Linked DNA regions of Homo sapiens: region 1 is linked to region 2. Evidence: read pairs that join two places in POLR2A ChIA-PET (ENCODE). Cell type or tissue: Panc1. All regions are shown on one strand. Each heading gives the region's core, and the rest is flanking DNA. Links, peaks and the distances in the headings are about the cores only.

Region 1 (11,336 bases), core at 1,377-9,376, 170 kb after region 2:
TTTTTGTATTTTTTGTAGAGACGAAGTTTCACCATGTTGCCCAGGCTGGTCTCGAACTCCTGGGCTCAAGTGATCTGCTCACCTCAGCCTCCCAAAGTGCCAGGATTACAGGTGTGAGTCCCTGTGCCTGGCTCATTATGGTTTTAATCTGTATTTCCCTATTTACTAATCAGCTACTTTTCAATGATTATAGGCTTTCATGTTTTCTCTCTTGTGAAATGCCTATTTGTATTTTTGGCCCATTTTTCTACTGGGTTAATTGTCTTTCCCTTATTGATTTGTAAGAATGTCTTATATATTCTGAATACTAATCCTTGATCAGTTATGTGTTACAATTATCTTCTCCCAGTTTTTAGCTTGTCTGTTTACTGTTGTTATGGTGCCTTAATGAACAGAAATTTCTTGAACTATAAGAAATTGCTTATATGTGATGATTTTCACTTACACAAACTATTCCATGTGGTTCCTGGAGAGCTCATTAAAACACAGACTGGGCTGGGTGTGGTGGCTCCACCTATAATCTCAATACTTTTGGAGGCTGAGGCAGGAGGATCACTTGACACCAGGAGTTCAAGACCAGCCTGGTCAACATAGGGAGACCCCATCTCTAAAAAAATCACTGGAGTGCAGTGATTGCACCACTGCACTCCAGACTGGGCAGCAGAGCGAGATCTTCTCTCTAAAAATAACAATAAAAATTAGTTGGGCATGCTGGTGCATACCTATGGTCCTAGCCACTCAGGAGGCTGAGGTGGGAGGATCAGTTGAGCCCCAGTGTTAAAGGCTGCAGAGAGCTATGATCATGCTACGATAATGCCACTGCACTGCAGCCTGGGTGTCAGTGAGACCCTGTCTCTAAAAAATAAATAAATAAATAATAAAAATTTAAAAACACAGATTGCTGGACCCCACCTCCAGAGTTTCTGATTCGGTAGGTCTGGGATGGAGCCTTAAAATTTGCATTTCTAGAAAGTCCCTAGGTTATGCTGCTGATCCAGGAACCACACTTTAAGAAACGCTGCCTCAGCCAGGTCTGTCTTCTGAACATCTTTCGCCAATCCTCTCTCCATGGTTCCTTAGAGATTACACTCTATTGCCTAAAATATAATCCACCTCTTCTGCTCTTGACCTATCAATTTTTGGGCCCTGGGTCACCTTAATTGACTTTTTACCAGGCCTTCTCAATCCTGGGTACAGATAGCTAGTTGCCTAAGGAATGCTTGCAATATTAATAAATGCTGCCTTTTTGTTCAAAGTTAACAGGTAGCTTTTAGAATGGCCTAGTATTATTGATTAGCTGACTTTGTAGTCTCCTTTAGGAGTATAAGTGTGCTGAAGTTATTCTGATACAACGTTAAGTCATGAATCAAACTCATTGTCCTTCCATGCTCCAGTACCTAGTCTCCTTCCCCAAAATCCTACCCCCTTTTTTCCTTCAAAATTGCACTTCAGATCTGCATCCTTTCCTGTCATCAGTTAGTCCCCTAAATCCCCAGTCCTATTTGTGATACCCATGTATTTTTCTGGGACATGAATAACAACCTCAAACATCTTAATAATAAAGCCTCAGATGGGTAACAGGAATACACTGCAAAAATTAAATTACAATATTTAAGCCTTCCTTGTAATTTATTTAGAGCCAGGTTTCCCAGCAGTGACACTGTTGGCCTTCTGGGCAGATGACTGTTTGTTGTCTGGGCCTGCCCGGTGCACTGAGGGTGTTCAACAGCAGCAGTGGCCTCCACTCACCATGCCAGTGGCTCTCCACCCTCACCCCGTGTGGCCACCCCAAATGTCCTTTGAGGGCAAAAACCTCCTCTGGTTGAGAACCACTGATTTAGAGACATCTCATGCCTTATTTGAATTTTCAGGGATTTTTTTGGTGTGAAGTATTGTCAGCTGGTTTGGGCCTTTTAAAATTTCAACTCCCCAAGCCCTTTTAATCTTCTCCATTTCTTTTTTATCATATATTTCTCTTTGTTTCTGGCTAAAAGAGGGCATTGTATTTTCATGATTTTTTGAAAACCGATTCTCAACCACATTTCTCCAAGACAAAGGGCAGTTCCCACCAAACACACAGAAGCAGACCCTAGGACACACTTCAGATTCTTTTCCTGCCCTTCCTGCAAGTATTACTCTCACCATAGGATGGTGGTAGTTACTGTGATTAATATACTTTTAACTGTAATGCGATTATAGAAAATCATGCCAAAATTGCTAGAGCTAAAACTTGACCTGCCCCGACAGGATGATGAAAACTCAATACCATTCTCCCTGACCCTCCCCATCCGCCTCACTCCCCAAATAGTCTTGCTTCTTAATGAGTAAGAGTAGTTTAAGCTGCAATTATTTCCTCTTACACTGACTGTCCTTTTCACCCTGATTACTCTTTGGATGTATAATGGGGAGATAGCCGCATGCAGACTAGCAAGGAGGTCTGGTGAATGGCAGCAATACATACTTACTCGGGAAGAGTGCATTCCACTCTCAGAACAACCTGCCCAAACTGAATGCGGCTCACAAGTGGAGTGGGCAGAGCTTTTTACAATTTCAATTTGAAATGCCACTTTTCTAGTTTTCGTGGCTAAAATAGTAAATAATTTTGTGGGTTTTTTTTTCAGCTGCTCTTCATTTGACATTTGCTGAGCCCCTCTTGAATTTACTTTTGCAGAACAAGACCATTTGTACCCCAACTATTTGTACCATTAGGCCACTGCTCCTTTTTAGTTGCATTTAGGGACCTTCTCCAATTCAGTCTCTTTCTACATGAGCAGAGCACCTATTCATTCAAAGGGAACACCATGACACAGCCAGAGACTATGCCCCGGGAGTATAAAGAGCTTTGTGTCTGCTTCCCAGTTTCAGAAACTCATAGTTGCTTATTTACCAGATATCAACCAAGCTCTGGGTACCAGGCACTTTTGTACATTTCTAGTTTTGTCTTAGCTGAGATAAATACCAACTACCCTGAAGTACTGTAAGATGTACAAGTACCTTATTAATCATCCAAAAAAAAAGCCTAAGCAATAACAGTGTTTTATATTAGTTTGAGGGTTAGATGAATTCTATTTTTAGCTATATTTTTCTAGGTAGCAGTTCTAATAAACAGACATTTCATAACTACTAATCAAAATAAGTCAATGCCTTGGTTATCTGTAATTTTCTCTTACAACAACTTTAGACACTGGAATAGCACTGAAATAGGGAGTAATGATCTTAATTGTGTATTTCTTGGTAAATGACAGAATTCCTCCATATATATGATTTTGTTTGATTTTTTTAATTGGCACTACGGGCAAAGGAAGAAACTTTGGGGCAATGAGTGGTTTTAAAAACATAGGCTGGGCGACGTGGCTCATGCCTGTAATCCCAGCATTTTGGGAGGCTGAGATGGGAGGATTGCTGGAGGCCAGGAGTTTGCAATCACCCTGGTCAATACAAGGAGACCCCATCTCTACAAAAATTTCAAAAAGTCAGCAGGGTATGGTGGCATGTACCTGTGGGTCCAGCTACTTGGGAGGCTGAGGTGGGAGGATCATTTGAGCTTCAGAGGTCAAGGCTGCAGTAAGCCATGATTGCACGCCACTGCACTCCAGCCTGGGGGACAGAATGAGACCCTGTTTAAAAAAAAAAAAAAAGAGAGAGAGAAAGAGAAAGAAAGAGAGAGAGGAAGGAAGGAAGGAAGGAAGGAAGGAAGGAAGGAAGGAAGGAAGGAAGGAGGGAAGGAAGAAATCTATACACCCAAAAACCTAAACATCATCCCTGATGAGTGTGACCAGCTTGCTTATCAAAAGGCAAAGAGGGGTTCTCATTTGGTGGCGGTAGCTATCTAAACCAAGGCACTTGCTGCAAAACCTAGAAACATGGGAAAATGACAAATAAAGGAGCCAAGCAAAATAAGCGTTAAGGAAAGGGGGAAGAAGAAAATATGAAGACTGCAGGACAAAGAAGGGAGATGACTGGAAAGAGAAGTGAAGATTTCAACACTGATGTGAGAAAGTGACAGCATAAGTTACAAAGAATTTGGGAAAGATTAAATACTTCTTCAGGGTGGGAACAAACAGCCGAGCATAATGGAACAGTCTTTTAGGACACCCAGCCCTCAGAGCTCCAGACACCTCACTTCATACCAGTTTAGCCCAGTAACTGCTCTTCATAGCAAATCTCCTTCTTGCTGAAGAAAAGTTTGAATCATGTTTGCTATTTTCATGCACCAAAACCTTCAAAATTACCTAAAGAAAAAAAGAAGTTTGCTTAATTTCCCCTGTAATGAAAGTCTGTGTGGAATCACTTATTGTCTGACAGGTCTCACTAAATTTGACGTTCCTGTCCTGGATTTATCAGGATACCTCATTACTTCATCATGCTATATGTAAGAGTCAACTAGAATATAGTCAACTCATTATTGTTTGAATGATGTAAGAAGGAAAGGTTGATAATCCAAAAGGGTATGCAAACCCCTGTGATTTATACTTGGTTATTTGCATTTGTATTTTGATATTATAAACTTGCCCCTTTGTATTGTAACAATCTGTTAACCCATCTGTCTCCTCCACTAGACTATCAGCATCTTGACTGCAGGGACCATCTTAGTATCCAAAAGCTAGAGCACAGTCTCTGGCACATAGCTGGGGTTCGAAAAATGTTAAATAAATGAAGAAAAACATGTATCTGATCTGAGAAATCACTGCAAACAAAGTAATGCCTCCACACAATGAAAACACTCAGTAACACCTGGAAAGCTTAACTGCTTGTCTCTCAGACTGCTGCGAAGCCCCCAACCTCAACCAAAGTGCCCTACTGTAAATCTTTTCCCAGAATAACGGAAGTGGTTAAGTGTTCAGGTGTCAAAATGCTACCCTGCTGGGCTGCAGGCCACATACAAAGTTATATTACATTGAGTTTGAAATGCTAACAAAGCAAGTAATTAAGCTGAGTAAGTGCTAACTTGCTTGCAAGCAAGATTTGAAGCTGATAAACCAAAATGCTGATAATTAAGAGTTGATTATACAGCTTTGTTGTTTCTCTACCCTGCTAATAGCCTCACATTCTTGGCATGTAATGATTTCTTCCCCACAAGGAAAAAAAAAACACACAAACTATCAATCTTCTCCTCCTGTCTCCCACCCTGAAAAAGGTGTGACTCCCTCCTTTCTTAAGCTAAATCCTCTCCCTGTGGTCTTGATCCTTCTCTCTATTGCATCTTTTACCTCTCACTCTCCACGAATTTCTTCTTTTCTGTTTGCAAACATGCTCGGGATTTACCAACCTTAAGGGGGGGAAAAAAAAAAAGGCAAGCCAGCAAATGATAGTAGGAGAATCTTCCCTTACTCTACATTCCCTTAATTCTCTCCCATCTTTCTCCTCTGTATCCCCTAACCTCTTGGAAAAGGAATCTGTGTTCCTTGCCTCCTCAACTTGATGGCTGATTGCTTTTTATTCCCTTAAACACTTCTCCTGGTTTCAGCACTCTAATGAGGCTCTTTCAAAAGCTATAAATAATTCTTAATTGTCAGATTCCGGAATCTTTATTTTCTTCATCTCTGCAATCTTTCACATGGTTGACCTGCCCCTTTGGTAGAACTATTAAAGGGGCTTTTATGACTTCCATGACATTCTTACCTTCTGGTTTTCTTCTTCCTTCTCTTATTACTCTCCTCACCCTCCCTGTTCTCCTTCTTTCTTTTCCTTCTTCCTTTCTGGTAAGAGAGGAAAAGAAACTAATATTTATTGACATACAAGACAAATTATTTGTCAGATGTTGTGCCAAGTTTTCAAACGTCTTTTATTGTCACATCAACCCTAGGATATAGATATTCTTATCTCCATTTTAAAAATTATTTATTTTTAATTGTGGTAAAATACACATAATGTAAAATTTACCATTTGCATCATTTTAAGTGTACAGTTCAGTGGTATTAATTATATTCACATCATTGTGCAAACATTACCACCATCAATTTCCAGAGCTCTTTTCATTTTCCCAAACTGAAACTCTGTCACCATTAAACAATAGCTCTCCATTCTCCCCTCCCCCAGCCCTTGGCAACCATCATTCTACTTTCTTTCTTTGTGAATTTGACCACTCTGGGTACCGCAAATAAGTAAAATTGTACAGTATTTTTCTTTTTGTGGCTAGCTTGTTTTACTTAGCATGATGTCCCCCAAGGTTCATCCATGTTGTAACATGTGCCAGAATTTCTTTCGTTTTTAAGGCCAAATAATATTCCATTGCATATACATACCATATTTTGTTTATCCACCCAACTTTCAATCATCCGCATATAAATGGTGAAACTGTGGCTCAGACTAGTGCAGTAAACTCATTGAGGTTGCACAGCTTTTCCCTCTGGGGAAGCATTCTTCTAAATTCTATCCTTAGTCTTATTTCCTCTTTCCCTCTCTCGCTCTCTCTCTCTTCCCTCTCTTTGCTGATCTACTCCCATATTTTTAATTTTAATCTCCATCCATGTGGGTGTTTCTTAAATGTATATCCCAAATTTATCCTTGGTACTGAATCTAGTTCCATATTTCCAGTAGATCCAACCAGAATATTCCCATATTGCTTTCAATTCACTATGTATAAAACCCAAATGCGTTATCATCTGATCCTCAAAACAGGCTTGACTTTCTCACACTCCTATTGTTGTTAATGGCACCACAAATTTCCCAGTCATCTGGACCCTAAACCTCTGAGTCATCCTTAAGCCTCTTTCTCCACATCTCCCAAATTCCGTAAATCCTAAAGTCAGTCTTGTCAGTTGGGTCTCCCTAATCATCTTCATGCCCATTCCAGCCTTGCTGTGCCTGCAGAAGGGGTCCTACAGTCTGGTGGGTCTAAGAGCTTGGGTTGGGCTTAAGTCCCAGCCCAGCCACTCACTGGCATGGAGAGGACGGAAGGTGTTTGGCTAGTCACCTGACCTCACTGAGCCTCAGCTTCCTCATCTGAGAGAGAGAACCTAATGAGCAAGGTATGTTGATCCTTAAATGAAATAGTATTTATGAATAGTTCAGCACAATGCCCAGCATTTAGTAGATGCTAAGTAAATGGTTATTTTTTCTTCTTTTTTAAAAAATTCTGTCTTCCTGCTTCTAATTCACTAGCCTTCTTCCCTCATAAGGATTTTTTTTCTCTCTCTCAGAATTCTCTGCAGGAAACAAACCACTGTATTTTAGCATTATGTTTTATTTTACAGTGCCCTTGATTCTTTATACCTGTCTGAGGACAGTGACTGTGCTGACCCTTTACATTTGTGTTTCAACAATCCTGAAGGGGATTTTCATCTCCTGAACTGCTTTATCAATATTGTTTTATAAACAATTGTGACCTACAAAATTTATTGAGCCCAACCTCATTTTTTAAAGGACTGCTATAAAGTCAGTGGAATAGCATTTTCATGATTAAGAGCAGTCGGAGGGATTAATGGAGAGGCAGCATGAGCTTATTCCTAACTTTGAGTGTGCCAGGAGTTTTAACAGGGATAAGAGGAGTCACCAAACATCTCTTCCCTGTCCCTTGTATTATTTTGCAAGAACATAGGCAAACTTGTGCATATTTCAGCAGAAGGGATATCTGGGTAGAAGATTGCATTCAGTTTGTGGAGTAAGGGCATGCAAGCAATTAAATCCCAACTTCCTCATCAGCAGTCTGTACTCAGGAGAGCTGTCCAGAGTAGCCAGGCCACATCCAGCCACATTGGAGATAGGAATTCCATGTATATGGCAAAACCCTATCTCTACTAAAAATACAAAAATTAGCTGGGCATGGTGGCGGGCACCTGTAATCCCAGCTACTCAGGAGGCTGAGGCAGGAGAATCACTTGAACCAGGGAGGTGGATGTTGCAGTGAGCCGAGATGGCACCACTGCACTCCAGACTGGGCAACAGAATTGAGACTCCGTCTAAAAAAAAAAAAAGCGTATTTACTTTTAGAAGGTTGTGTTATTTTTTACAATTCTCTTATAACAATGCACCTCCTTATTGCCCGCACCTGGTGTACTCCATTCCAATCTCCTTGCTCTTGGGGTGTGTGTGTGTGTGTAAAATGTCTGGCATAAAACACAAGTGTGTGTGAGAGTCAATGTGTATGTGTATTTCACAGCTGGACTCATGCATAACACCCAGTTAATGGTGTCACTAAGGAGTACAATTAGAGGATGTATAAAGAAGAGAGAACTGACAAACTTTTCTGTACTATGAAAATTTTACAATGGGAAATAACTCTTTACAATACAGTTTTTTCAATAAGAAAAAAAAAAGGAATTCCATGTATGAATCCTAAACTAACTGTGTTCCTTACCTAGCTGGGTTGCTGCGTTTCCGAAAACCCATTAGCAACAAAAACACCAACAAAACCCCAAACAATCTTTATGAGTAGCTTGGAAAAAAATTTTTTAAATGCGTGAAAAAAGTAGACTTGTGATGGTGCACTTCAGATTAATTCTTTCCATTAACATTTTGAAATGTTAAGTAAATAGGTAGTGAAATGGGGATGGTGCTAGTTCTTCATCTTGTGTTAGACATCCAGGTCTAGCCATGTCTGTACTTCTCTAAATGTGACTGTGTATTCACTGAGATTGCTGCTGAGCCTACCTGAGATCATGAGGCTGCTTACTCATCAGTGAACAGCATGACCACCCTTGGTACACACTCCAGCTTCAAGCTAATGGTTCAGGCATATCTAAAATGGCCAATCTCTCCAAACACTTGGGCTGAATTCATTACTCCTGCCTCATTCCTGAAGTGCATAATCAAATTCTAAAGACCAATTGCTTGATATTCATATTTTTTTTCCTACAGCAGGTTTTACTCAGCAAAAAACGGACAATACTACTCAATGGATAACTTAGTAGTTCAGAAGCCATGTTATGTTTTGTGCTTGTATTTTTATCTCATGAGTAAGACTGTAATTGTGAATGTTTGTATATTGTCTTCTGAGTGTTCTTTTCTCCTGATAGCCTTCCTTCTCATCTTTTCTCAGTCTGTCTCTTATGAGTCCTGAAAGTGGGAGCCCCTGGTATTCCATGTACCTGTTTTGTGAAAATGGCAGACTCTGCTACTCACTTTTCTTTATTCATAATTATCTATCTTGGCCCAAATCCTATTTTTCTCCCATTCTAATTGAGAAATTTGGTTCTCTTCTCTCTACATTGAGTTGAAAATCCCCAGGAACCCAATAGCAGACTGGTTGTTAAGTTGATTTGGTCCCAAAAGAACCTTAACAAAATCCTCTTTCTACTCTTATGAATCGAATTCCCAAAACTCTTTTGAATAAACCATCCTGGTTTCCTCTAAGCTGATGGTTAGAGTTGGGTCATGGAGTTCAGGGTGGAAGTATTAACTCAGAAAGTCAAACTCCAGTGTTTTGGGGCCTGTGGGTGAATCAATGCTTGAGGAATATTGTGACCATTTATTTGCCTATTCTCTTTTGTCCCTGCCCAAAACCTCAATATAGTGATATTAAATTTTATAAATGTGGCTCAAAACTTGACAACTATTATATTTGATATTGGACTGCAGCCATCCTCTCAGGGATCTCTGCCCTCATTTTTTTCCACTCTGATTACTTGCCTCCGAGTGAAGGGTTCAAGAATAAATGCATTACCAAAATGAAGGGAAACAGTCTTTGAACTTCTGAGTGGAGAACTGTAAAGTGACCAAGAATTTGATTACTAGTCAGGCTTCTAGATGGTTTATTAATGAAGCAGTGCATTCTCCACGAGGGGAAAGAAATGCCATTAATGTTATACCCTTGGCACGGAAGTTCCTATTTAAGGAAAAGTAAATGCATAGCCTGCGCCATGTCAGAAAACTAATTTTAACGTTAACAATGAGTTGAGTATTCTTATAGTTATGAGAAAATATTCCAGCCTTCATTGCCTTCCACAAATAAGTTGCTGGAAGTAAACGAGGTGTGCTATTTCAGTACCAATTTAGCAATACCTCTGCTCTATTATCAGCAACATGCACAGTTGGTTCATGGCAGAATGCAAGCCACTCTTGTCTGTGAATAAGCATCAGGCTGACTGTGCAGGATGATAATTGCTCTGCCTGCACTTCCTTTGGCACCTACTGATCTCCGCTAAGTGGTTAGTAAAACATATTTTTGAAGGAATGTCAAGCACTTCTAAAAATTTGAAGGACTTCATCTTTGATTGTTCTTTTTCTTATGTTTAAGTTTGAAGAAAGTTCACACCAAGCCATTCCACGGCTGCCATTACTCCTAGCAAATGTCTGAAATAGCAGGGTGCCAGTGTGTCTGTGCTTGGCATCTTTTAATCAGCGGTGTTTTCTTTTTCATGATACTGTGACACTGGCTGGATGTGTTGGGATATCAAGTGACGGACTTCAAATAGATGGCAAATTCACTAAAGTGAAAATGATTGTGGTAGTTCCCTCATTTCCTCCTGCAGTGTATGCAAAACTGACTTTTAAAGTGTTTAGTGGATAATAGATCATGTAAGGTCAGTGCTAGCCATGGCAGCCATGGCTATTATTTTCCCTTTTCATGGGAGTGTGCTCAGCAAAATGAGATTGTCACACTCTTTTTTTGAGAGGACAGCGACAGACAGTTAAAAGCCTCTTCATGTAAGGATGTTATTTCATAAGGACACCAGCACTGGATTATCCCCTTCACTTTAAACTTCTGCCAGCTTGTACAAAGAGATAAAACAAAATAGCCCTGGTCCCAGGGGTGGGGAAGTGCCGGCCAGCTCAGCCTGGGTCCACAGGCTTTCATTTTGATTCGTCACATGTGAGGAAAATTCACTTAGGCTGAGAGGTAAATTTAATACCAGTTATGCCCATGCTGTTCATATCACAACCATTTTCACATGATGCCACTTAATTCCCTAAGAAGCAGAAAGGTAAATCGGTGGCTGGCCAGCAAAGGTGTCACAATGCATTAAGACCAGGACTCGCTGCAGGGGATAATGGTTCTGATTGCTGTTGACTCATGTCTCCACCAACTGCCTCATGTAAAATAAGTGACATTTAAAAGACATCAAGATGTGAGAAGAGGTAAGGGAGAGAGAAAGAAAGAGAGAGGAGGGTAAAAAGTATGCGCCACTAAACTTGCCACCCGAATGTGCAGTTTCTTTTCCACCCTAAGTGGTAGGAAATGATAACTCGACATGCCATGGGTGACCTGCGCTAAGCCTTTAACTTCTTGTCTTGTGTTTTTAGAGAAAAATCTGTAAAATTGCTTCTGGGAACTGCTCCAACATGTTATCATTTATTTCCAATTTAATTTTTTTTAAACTCTTATTCTTTTGCCCTCACATATCAGTCTATTCATCTCTTTAAAAGCTTTAGGCTGAATCAAGTTAGGCAGTGGT
Region 2 (11,336 bases), core at 2,099-10,098:
AATTCAAGACTAATTCAGTATTTTATTTACCTTTATTTATAACCACGTGTGGTATCTTTCTTTTGAGAAAGCATTGACACTCTATTGCTATTAAACACTTTCACTGGGTGAGATAGAACTGTTGTTGACTGTACATTATGTGTGTGCCAGAGAATATAAAGGAACAATGGAGAAATGTCCCATCACAATTTTGAAAGGGTCTATTTTAAATGCTACGTGTTTCTACTAGAATATAGAGCTGTAATTTGGAACAGGAGTGAAGAAAGAGACTTGTAGAATTTAAGTTGCCTATCTCCTATCTCCTAACTCATTGGGAGGCTGGGTCTTCATTGTGAAGTCTCTCATGTATACCTGTTAAATGAATTTGTATGCCTTTTGTCCTATTAAAAAATTAATTAATAAAGGGCTCGGACAAATTGAAACACTGGGTCTACTCAGGAAATATTTTTATAGGTGCAGTTCGAATGTTTGAATTAGGATGTAACATTAGAAAACGTAAAGGAGCTGGGCATGGTGGCTCGTGCTTGTAGTCCCAGCAGGAGGCTGAGGCAGGAGTTTCGCTTGAGCCCAGGAGTTGGAGTTGAAGGTTGCAGTGAGCTATAATTACATCACTGCATTCCAACCTGGGCAATAGAGTAGCGGGGTGGGTTGGAGGCGAAACAAGAATAAAATGATACAACAAAAACAAAAAAGCAAAACAACAAAAAGAGAAAATGTAAAGGCTATGTAAGGCTTGCCTCAGGCAAAAATTATCAAATAGGCCAGGCGCAGTGCCTCACACATGTAATGTCAGCCTGGCCAACATGGTGAAACTTGTCTCTACAAAAAATACAAAATATTAGCTGGATATGGTGGCAGGTACCTGTAATCCCAACTACTCAGGAGGCTGAGGCAGGAGAATTGCTTGAACCCAGGAGGCAGAGGTTGCGGTGAGCCAAGATCGCACCACTACACTCCAGCCTGGACAACAGAGTTGAAACTCTGTCTTTAAAAAAAAAAAATTACCGAATAAATATACATTTATCTTTGGTGTTTCCCAACTTAGATTTGAATTGTTGTATCTCTCCCCTAAACCCTGCCCTGTGCTCTTGTGTGCCCTGTGACTGATTAGTATCCTTGTCTCTGTCACTCCAGGTCTGCTCTCTTTTTCTTTTCCCTTTCTGCACTTCAAGCCTTCCTTACCTCCCATGCCCTTGTACCCTTTTAACTTTCTTTAAAAATGGCCAGTGCTTTATTTCAGTTTCACTGTGTCCATTCTCTAGAAATTAATCTGATGCACTAATCACCATTAAATTGATAATGCTTGATAATGTCTTGCCTTGATCTGGTTTGCCATCTTAATTAGAATTTTAACTTAGCTTTTTAGAGGAGAACATTTCAAGACATACCACCTTGATTGTTGAACTTGGGTTAGGTAATATTTCAAGGTGGTTCATAAAGGTATTTATTTTAAAGGAAAAAGAACACTGAGAGCCCAGCATGCATATCCACCTTCAAGATTTAATAATTTGAGATTTCAACTGTCCCTTAAGGAAAGCTGATTTTAGAAGAGAGAAGGTAAAACTATTCAATAATTATTATCCATAATAAAATATATTATAGTTCCTTTTTCTTAGCCAATTAAAGGAAAATACTATGTATTAATAGGATATGTAATTTGGGGGTATAGAAAACATTTTTTTAACTCATCTAATTATTTTTAGTTTTTGTGATGATGACTACTGATTTGTCCTGTGCTACATATAATTCTTTGTCACAGTTTTATTAGCATATATTATAGCCAAGTGCTTGCTTGGCTATGAAGAGGGCATTTTTATTCTGTTCCATGTTATTTTTCTTACCAAAAAATGCAACAAAAAACTAAAGTCTATTCAAAAAAAGCTTATTTCATTATTTAAAAAAATTCTTTCCCATATTCCATATTTCTTTTGTTAGTGTAATAACCAATTTTTTTTTCCAGAAATTTAACCTCTCCCCTGCTTGTGTCATTCAGGTTTGGCCCAAAAGCAAACAATGGAAGTACTTCTGACCTACCTTTGTTAGAAACTTTGCATATCTAAATCATTGCTTGCAAGAGTGTGAGGGAAAGTAAGAGTAAAGAGGATAGAATATAAGAGATTGCTCTGTCCTAAGATATTGATGGTCTATTGGGAAATCAGATAACCACATATGACACACTCTATCAGCAAGCCAGATTACTTTTAAGTTCTAAGATATGTGAAAAAGTTAATAGTATCAGTCTTCAGAGAGAAAAGAGAAATTACAGCAGGCTTGAGATGTCATAGAAGTTTTAGACTAAACTTTGGTGATAAAAGGGAAGAGGACCTTTGAGATGAAAATTTTCAAATATTCCTATCAGAATTCTCAGCCCAGAGATGATACATGCAGCAAACTGAGAAAAAGAGGAAAAAAGAATCGCTTCTAGGCTTCTTCATTTGTCCACGTGAAGTCTGTCCAAACCCAGTGTGACAGAGTTGTAGTTTCAAGCACGCTGTTCTTAGATCTTAGACTGCTGTGACAAAATACCTTAGACTGGTTGGCTTAAACAACAGAAATCTATTTCTCACACTTCTGGAGGCTAGGAAATCTAAGATCAAGGTGCCTCCAGATTCTGTTCTTGCTGAGTTCGTCTCCTGGCTTGTCCTAGAAGGGCTGTCTTATCCTTATGTTCTTACATGGCTTTTCCTTGATGAATTTACTTGTGGAGAGAGGTAGAGAAAGAGGAAAAGAGAGAGGGGAAGAGCGGGTGGGGAGAGAGAGAGAGAGAGAGAGAGAAAACGAAACGGGAAGGGGGAGAGAGAGTTGTCTCTTTTTGTAAGGGCCCAGATGCTGTTATGAAGGCCCCATCTTCATGACCTCATCTAAGCCTTATTACTTCCCAAAGGCCCTATCTTCAAATACCATCACATTAGGGATTAGGGTTTCAACATATTAATTTTGAGGGACACAAACATTCAGACCATAACACAACCCAGAACTCATCTGTGTTATGGTGAGTCCCACCCTTGCCTTAATTCCCTATCTTCCCCCAGAATCCTAGAAGATAAGACACACTGCTCAAATGACTTAGGACTTAGTTTAGGGCACTCCCTTTAGGGTCATATGTTGTATTAGTTCAGATTTCAAGTATTTATAGATATTTTTGAATTTATGTTTAATTCTTTATTCAAAATGAGCTTTTTGAGAGCTCATAATTGGCTTACCTTATGATTCCATAAAAGTGAATATTTGGCTTTAGACAAGTGTAATTTGTTTATTTAACAACCATTTAATGGATGCCTATGATGTGCTTCTTTCTGATTTTTGGCCTAGGGGTTTGTTCAATTTCCTATGCCTCTTACAAGGGCAGAATTGAGGTGGGGCCTTTTAGTTTTTCTGCGTCCTTGCCAGCCTTTGGTGTTGCTGTTATTTTTATTTTAGCCATTTTAATAGATGTATGGTGATATCTCATTATGGCTTTAATTTGCATTTCCTTAATGGCTGATGTTGTCAAAGATCTCTTAATGTGCTTATTTTCCATCTGTATATCCTTTTTTGTGAAATACCTGTTCAGTGTCTTGCCCATTGTGTTAGTCTGGTTTTTTGTTGCTATGAAGGAATATCTGAAGCTGGGTAATTTGTAAAGAAAAGAGGTTTATTTGGCTCATGGTTCTACAGCTTGTACAAGAAGCATGGCACCAGCATCTGCTTCTGGTGATGGCCTCCAGCTGCTTCCACTCATGGCAGAAGGCAAAGGGGAGCCAGTGTGCACAGAGGTCATGTGGTGAGGGGTGGGAGGAGAGATGCCAGGCTCTTTTTCACAACTAGCTCTCACTGAATCTAATAGACCAAGAACTCACTTATTACTGCAAGGATGATACCAAGCCATTTGTGAATGATCCCATCCCTGTGAACCAAACACCTCACGTTAGGCCCCACCTCCAACACTGGGGATCAGATTTCAACATGAGATTTGGAGGGGTCAAACAAACCATATTGAAACTAGAGCACCCACTTTCTAATTGTTTTTTTTTAATAATTGAGTTTTGAGAATTTGTAAATATATTCTACATGCTACTCTTTGTTGGATATGCAGTAGTTTGCAAATGTTTTCTCTCAGTCTGCAGCTACTCTTTTCATCTGCTTAATAGGGTCTTTTGCTGAGCAAAGGCTTTTAGTTTTGATGAAGTCCAATTTATTTTTCTTTGTGGGTTGTGCTTTTGGCATCAATTCTAAGAACTAGTTTTGTAGCTCTAGGTCCTGAAAACTTTTCTTCTGTTTTTATCTGAAAGTTTTATAGTCTTATGTTTTACATTAAGTCTGTGGTCCAGTTTGAGTTAATTTTTTGTATAAGGTGGGAGTTTTTGGTGAAGATTCACTTTTTTGCTGATGTCCAGTTGCTCTATTCTTTATCATAAAGGTCTTCATCCTCATCATCTTACCATTGAATAGGCTGAGGTGAAGGAGGCGGAAAAGGAGGAGTTTGTCTTGCTGTCAGAGGCGGAAGAAAATCCATGTGTAAGTGGACCCGTGCAGTTCAAATCCGTGTTGTCCAAGAGTCAACTGTGCTTCCTTTATAAAATGTCAGCTTGTTCCTGTTACATTAAGGAGAAACAAGGAGTTTATTTACTTTATTTATTTATTTATTTATTTATTTATTTATTTATTTATTTGAGACAGAGTCTGGCTCTGTTGCCCAGGCTGAAGTGCAGTGGCGCGATCTTGGCTTACTGCAACCTCCTCCTCTCGGGTTCAAGCATCCTCCCAGCTCAGCCTCCCAAGTAGCTGTGCATCACCATGCCTGGCTAATTTTTGTATTTTTTTATAGAGACAGGATTTCACCATGTTGCTCAGGCTGGTCTCGAACTCCTGGGCTCAAGCAGTTCATTCCACCGTGGCCTCCCAAAGTGCTAGCATTACAGGCATGAGCCACCGCATCCTGTGAAACTAAAAGTTTAAATCTGTGCTTTTTTCAAGGAAAGAAGGAGCAAATGGTAAATGTTCCTAAGCTAAGTGGTAGGGGTATAAAAGTGAGAAAATGAAATAAGGAAAGTTGAAATTCAAGGAGAATGAGTTGAAGACTACTTGTATACCTCATCTCTTCTACACAATATATTTATTTCTATTGGAGAATTTTTCTCATGCCTTAAGGATTTTGTAAATAAAGGGATGATTCTCTTCCTTGCATGTGAGACAGTTTTCAGCGATTTTCATTTAAATATGTGAGTTATTTTTCATATTTCTTTCTGATTATACTGTTTTAAACATCTGGGGATAATAGTGGTTGGTTTTAGTCAATATCTGTATAATTTATTCTTTGTTTATATTTTGGGATAGATATTATGTTAAAATCCTAGTTATGTTCTGGTCGGACAGAAATAAACGCCATTTCTCAATGTAGGGGGACTCTATGAATACAGATACTGGTAAACCCAGATTTTTAGTGCTAATAATGAATAACAACATGAGACATTTCACATAGTATAAATATAGTTCAAGAAATCCATCTCCTTATACCAAATTGGATTTCTGTAATAAGTGTGCTTTACTGACTAATTTTCTTTCAAAATTAACTCTGTTTAAACCGTTCTTGCTTTTTGTCATATTTCAAAATGTGTTAGCTAATATTACTTTAAATAATCAAGGTATCATTTTTATCTTGCAAATTTATGCTGATCAAAAAATCTTCAAATCTGAAATGTTTATAAAAATGACTATGTGACGGAATGGCAAACATACTCTTTAAAACGTTTTAATTCGAAAAGCTCACAAGGCATTTAGAAAGGTAGTGCCTACAAGAAAATTCTTATCTTCAATATTATTTACCTGTTCATTTTGGAATTCATAAAATTTGTGCAATCTTTTTTTTTTTGAATATGTGTGTCCTTATCAGAAAGGAATAGAAAAATTGAAGGCAGTTTGGAGCTGAATAGAAGTTATTAATGAGCTTAACTTTGACTGAAATGACAGATTAATGGCTAAATTTTCTTCTATAGCAAGTCTGTTAGAACTTCTACCTTGCTTCAGTAAATTCTTTTTGTCATTACAAATTGGAGGCAAAAGGCAAAGTAGGTTTAATTTCAATTTTGAAACTCAGACCTTAAATCTTTAATGACCTTCACTCAGAACCAGGATTGGTTGTACTTCTTTGGAGCACTTATAAAAAAAACCTTATGGATAGTGTGCATCATGGAACACATCACATTTTCTCCTTTTTATTGACTGCAAAAAAGCACTGAACCAAATTCATGGTGGCCTACTTCTAATTGGTGTACTGTACCATGTAGTATGCCTTTTTTGTAATGACCCTGATTTCATCTCATTTTTTTCTTGTCTATTTTCTGTTTGCAGTGATCTCCTCATCATTTTAGAAGTCCTGTTGTGATAATAGTAAAAGTAATAATTATTCATATTTATTTAGTTCTGTTTATAAGCACTCTACATGTTTCATTAAGTTTAATGTTTAACATCGCTTTGTGATAGTTACTCTCATTATCCCCATTTTACTGATGAAGTAGAGTAGTGCTACTCAAAGCACTAGACTGAGAGGAGTTTAGCAGCTTGTACCAGAATTAAATCAACTTACTGCTTCCTTCATCAAGAAAGTCATGCTGTGAAAAAAGTGTCAGCCGAACTAAACAATGTGCTTAATGATCTGCATTCTGATGCAAGAAACTTACCTCGGCACAAACTGGCAACAGACACTTCATTGTCAGCCTGGACATCAAACTTTGAGTAGCACTGTTCCAGAACAGTGTTTCTCAAACTATCTGTGGTGAAGGACTTTTATGCATGTGTTTAAATGTTTAGCACTTATGGGCTGAGACTTTGATAAAGTAAAAACGTTGTGGTAATGTGAAAAGTTTCTAAGTACTTTAATGTAATGACCTTGTCTTGAACAAGTAACAGTGACTTTAAGGACTGGCATAGGTAGACCCTGTTTTGAGTAGCACTGGTATAGAGTGAATTAGTGTATCAATTGTGATTGATTCTAGATCCTAGGGAGAATCACAGTGCCTTATTCAGCATCAACACATGAGAGTTGCCTAATTTGCGTAAATGTAAACCTATAGCCACATTGGTGGGAAATAGCAGAGCAAATATCTAGGTATTAATCCTGTGGCATCAGCACCTTAGGTTTATCTGGTTTGCATATAGCCAGTCACAGCAAGGGAGTGAGTAGGCAGTATACCTATAGGTATAGAACCAGTTACAGGAAGGGAGTTCCCCACTACAGTGTTTAAAAATTCCGAGCTTTCATGCACAATGAAAGCATGTTTCTTTCCTTCCCTCACACTCAAAGGTTGTGAACATCCTACAAGAGACCATTGTAGACATCCACCTAGAGGTTCCAGTACTGTGGCTAAACGTTTACCTTATCTCAAAGGAATACGTATGTGTATATGTAGGATGTGTAGTAAAAGGAAAGTTTGGCCTGGATAGATTGAATAACTTTCTATGGGATTTTTTTTCCTTTAGGTAAATAATCCTATGATAAATATAAGTAATCTGGTTAGGATATCCTTATCAATTTCTATAATATTATGTTAAAGGCAGTGGAAAAATATGATGTAACTTGTATGTCTTAAATTGTATGTCTCAGCTGGGTGTGGTGGCTCACGCCTGTAATCCCAGCACTCCGGGAGGCCAAGGCAGGTGGATCACCTGAGGTCATGAGTTCGAGACCAGCCTGACCAATATGGTGAAACCCTGTCTCTACTAAAAATACAAAAATTAGCCGGGTGTGGTGGCATGTGCCTGTAGTCCCAGCTACTCGGGAGGCTGAGACAGGAGAATTGCTTGAACCTGGGAGGTGGAGGTTGCAGTGAGCCGAGATCATGCCACTACACTCCAGGCTGGATGACAGACCCAGACCCCATGTCAAAAAAAAAAAAATTATATGTCTTAAATTCCTGTAGCTTTAATGTGAGAACACTGAAGCACAGAAAGGTGACAAGAGCTAATGAGGGACTGAGCCAGGGTTTCAGCTCAGCCAGGATTTGAGCTCAGGGAACTGTCTCCAATAGCCTAATTATTTTTCTTTGTTTTTAACTTTTAGTTATTTTAGACTATTACAAAAAAAAAGTTTTTTGTTTTTGTTTTTTGTTTTGTTTTGTTTTGAGTCAGGGTCTCTCTTTGTCACCCAGGCTGGAGTGCAGTCATCTTGGCTCACTGCAACCTCCACCTCCTGGACTCAAGTGATCTTCCCACCTCAGCCTTCTAAGTAGCTGGGACTACAAGCACATGCCACCATGCCTGGCCAATTTTTTGTGTTTTTTGTAGAGATGGGGTTTCACCATGTTGCCCAGGCTGGTCTTGATCTCTTGAGCTCAAGCAATCTTCCCACCTCGGCCTCCTGAATAAAAGTTTTAAAATAAGTATAATTCCTGCTGTGGTTTGAGTATGTCACCAGAATTCATGTGTTGGAAATATGGTCCCTGGTATGGCAGTGTTGGGAGGTGGGGCCTTAAGGTGGTTAAGAGGGATTAATGCTGCTCTTGCAGGACTCGGTAATTCTCATGGGAGTGAGTTGTCACTATTGTAGAACTGAATTGGTACCATGAGAGCAAGTTGTTATAAAGTGAGGCTACCCTTTGTGTTTTGCTCACTTCCTTTTTGACTTCTGTGCTATGTTACAACGTGGGACAAGACTTTCACCAGAAACCAACCAGTTGTGGCTGCCCAATCTTGGGCTTCCCGGTCTCCAGAACTGTGAATCAGAATAAACCTTTTTTCTTTGTAAATTACCCAGGCTCAGGTATTCTGTTATAGCAATAAAAAATGGACTATGACAGTTCTCAAATACTTTTCCCCTGGCTTCCCTGAATGTTAACATCTTACATTACCATAGAATAATTATTGAAATCTCAAAATTGACATTGATACTGTTAACTGCTCTACAGAGCTTATTCAAATTTCACCAGAATTTTAGTTTTTCTATTAATATCCTTTTTCTGGTCCATGATCCAATCCAAGAGCACATACTGCATTTAGCTGTCATTTTATTTTAGTCTCTTTAAATCTGTGGTAATTCCTTAGTCTTTCTCTGTCTTTCACGGCCTTGATACTTTAAAGAGTACTAGTCAATTATTTTGTAGAATGTCTGTTAATTTGAGTTCATCTGATGTCTTCTCATGATTACATTGAGATTTTAAAGTTTAAACTAGAATATTACAGAAGTGATGTGCTCCTTCTCAGTGAATCATACTGGGGCTACATGATTCTAACATGACTCAATTACTGGTAATGTTCACCTTGATCACTTGGCTGAAGTGGTGGATCCTAGGATCCTCCATTACAACACTACTATTTTCCCCTTTGTAATTAATATTAATAAATATCTTGTTGAGACATACTTTGAGACTATACAAATATCCCATTTCTCATTATACTTTCCCTCTCAGATTTTACATTCCACTGATTCCATCGCCTACATTCTTTTTAAAAAACTTCATTTCAATAGTTTTCGGGGTACAGATGGTTTTTGGTCACATGGATAAGTTCTTTAGTGGTGATTTCTGAGATTTTAGTGCACCCATCACCTGAACGGTATACACTGTACCCAGTATGTAGTCTTTTATCCCTCACCTCCCTGTCAACCTTCCTCCTCGAGTCCCCAAAGTCCATTATATCACTTTTTTTTTTTGAGGTGGAGTCTTGCTGTGTTGCCCAGGCTGGAGTTTCGTGGCATGATCTTGGCTCACTGCATGCTCCACCTCTTGGGTTCAAGTGATTCTCCTGCCTCAGCCTCCCAAGTAGCTGGGATTACAGGAATGTGCCACTGTGCTCAGCTCATTTTTGTATTTTTAGTAGAGACGGGGTTTCACCATATTGGCCAGGTTGGTCTTGGGCTCCTCACCTCAAGTGATCTGCCCGCCTCAGCCTCCCAAAGTGCTGGGATTACAGGCGTGAGCCACTGTGCCTGGCCCATTATATCAATCTTATGCCTTTTCATCCCCATAGCTTAGCTCCCACTTTTAAGTGACAACATACGATATTTAGTTTTCCATTCCTGAGTTGCTTCACTTAGAATAATGGCCTGTGGCTCCATCCAAGTTGCTGCAAAGGACATTATTTCATTCCTTTTATTTTTTAAGACGGAGTCTTGCTCTGTCACGCAGGCTGGCGTACAATGGCGCCATCTCGGCTCACTGCAACCTCCGCCTACTAGGTTCAAGCAATTCTCATGCCTCAGCTACCTGAGTAGCTGGGACTACAGGTGTGCACTAACACGCCTGGCTAATTTTTGTATTTTTGGTAGAGACAGGGTATCACCATGTTAGCCAGGCTGGTCTCAAACTCCTGACCTCAGGCAATCCGCCTGCCTCAGCCTCCCAAAGTGTTGGGATTACAGATATGAGCCACCACGCCTGGCCTATTTCATTCCTTTTTATGGCTGACTAGTATTTCACGTCCTACATTCTTAATCGTTACATTGGACTTTTGTAAATTATCTGAAAGTAAAAAGGTACTTCAACTGAGGGCTGAGAGATCTGCCTCCTAAAACCATCTGGGGCTCTTGCTCCCTCCAGCTGTTCCCTCCTCCTGGACTGTTCTTCCCTCAGATTTTATCTTTTGGTTGGGTCCCTCACTTCAAGTGTTTACACAAATTTGACCTTGTTAGTGAGACCTCCTTGACCACCCTATTTAATAATACTGCAAACCAATCTGTCCAACCTGCTTACTCTGCCCACCCCCCATCTTCTAATAGTACTGTACTTTGTGCTTACCTAGGCTGTCCCTCTTGTAGCTCCTTGTAATTTCAGACTTTAGAACAGGTATGAATGAAAACGTTCTGAGAACTTTCTCTGCTTGTGGGTGGAGGAAGGAGTGCACAGTGAAATTGTTCTTCCGATTGCGTCTTCCTTACGTCAGCCATGACACTTGTAGTCACTGCTGCTACCACTTACCAAGGAACTCAGACTCCAGGCTGCCACTACCTTGCAGGACAATATTAGCTGATGCTTGACCATGTCTATGTAATTTTGTACACAAGACAAAAAAGGGGCAAAAAGTTACTAGCTCCTCCCCTTAGCCAACATTTTGACTTTGGACAAATAAGTTCACCTTTCTGTTTCTCATTTTCTTTATAAACTGAGGCTAATAAATCATAGGTTTGCTGTAGGGATGAAATAAGAAAACATATAAAGCACTTAGCATAGCACCTGGCATGTTGTAAGCATTAAATGAGTGGCAGCCATTATTATTATTTTCTAGCTTTTATGGATGTATTTTACACATGGCACAAAATTGTACTTTCATTTATCTCATTTTGACAGTATACCTCTTCTTCTGACCTACAGGTACCTAAATTTAAAGAACAGTTTTTCCTACCCTTTCATTGTTGCTAGCCTTTC

The links. ChIA-PET counts read pairs that join two places held together with the same protein. Peaks named below come from ENCODE experiments on the same cell type or tissue, not always from the same donor. Only the 100,000 strongest peaks of a DNase experiment are listed, where the experiment ranks them.
Region 1: POLR2A ChIA-PET joins it to region 2 with 5 read pairs; 4 of 35 experiments call an interaction of 5 or more read pairs at or near these places.

The regions. Positions count from the first base shown.
Region 1 is chr2:44,669,805-44,681,140 of GRCh38, forward strand. All of the region lies in intron 3 of CAMKMT (calmodulin-lysine N-methyltransferase), which reads left to right. Among named protein-coding and RNA genes, the nearest start is that of LINC01833, 260 kb to the right of the region's middle. RefSeq lists an enhancer at 10,665-11,213. In Panc1, for the core only: no CTCF peak of the experiment used is centred there; no DNase peak of the experiment used is centred there.
Region 2 is chr2:44,501,234-44,512,569 of GRCh38, forward strand. All of the region lies in intron 3 of CAMKMT (calmodulin-lysine N-methyltransferase), which reads left to right. Among named protein-coding and RNA genes, the nearest start is that of CAMKMT, 140 kb to the left of the region's middle. In Panc1, for the core only: no CTCF peak of the experiment used is centred there; no DNase peak of the experiment used is centred there; H3K27ac peaks cover 255 bases.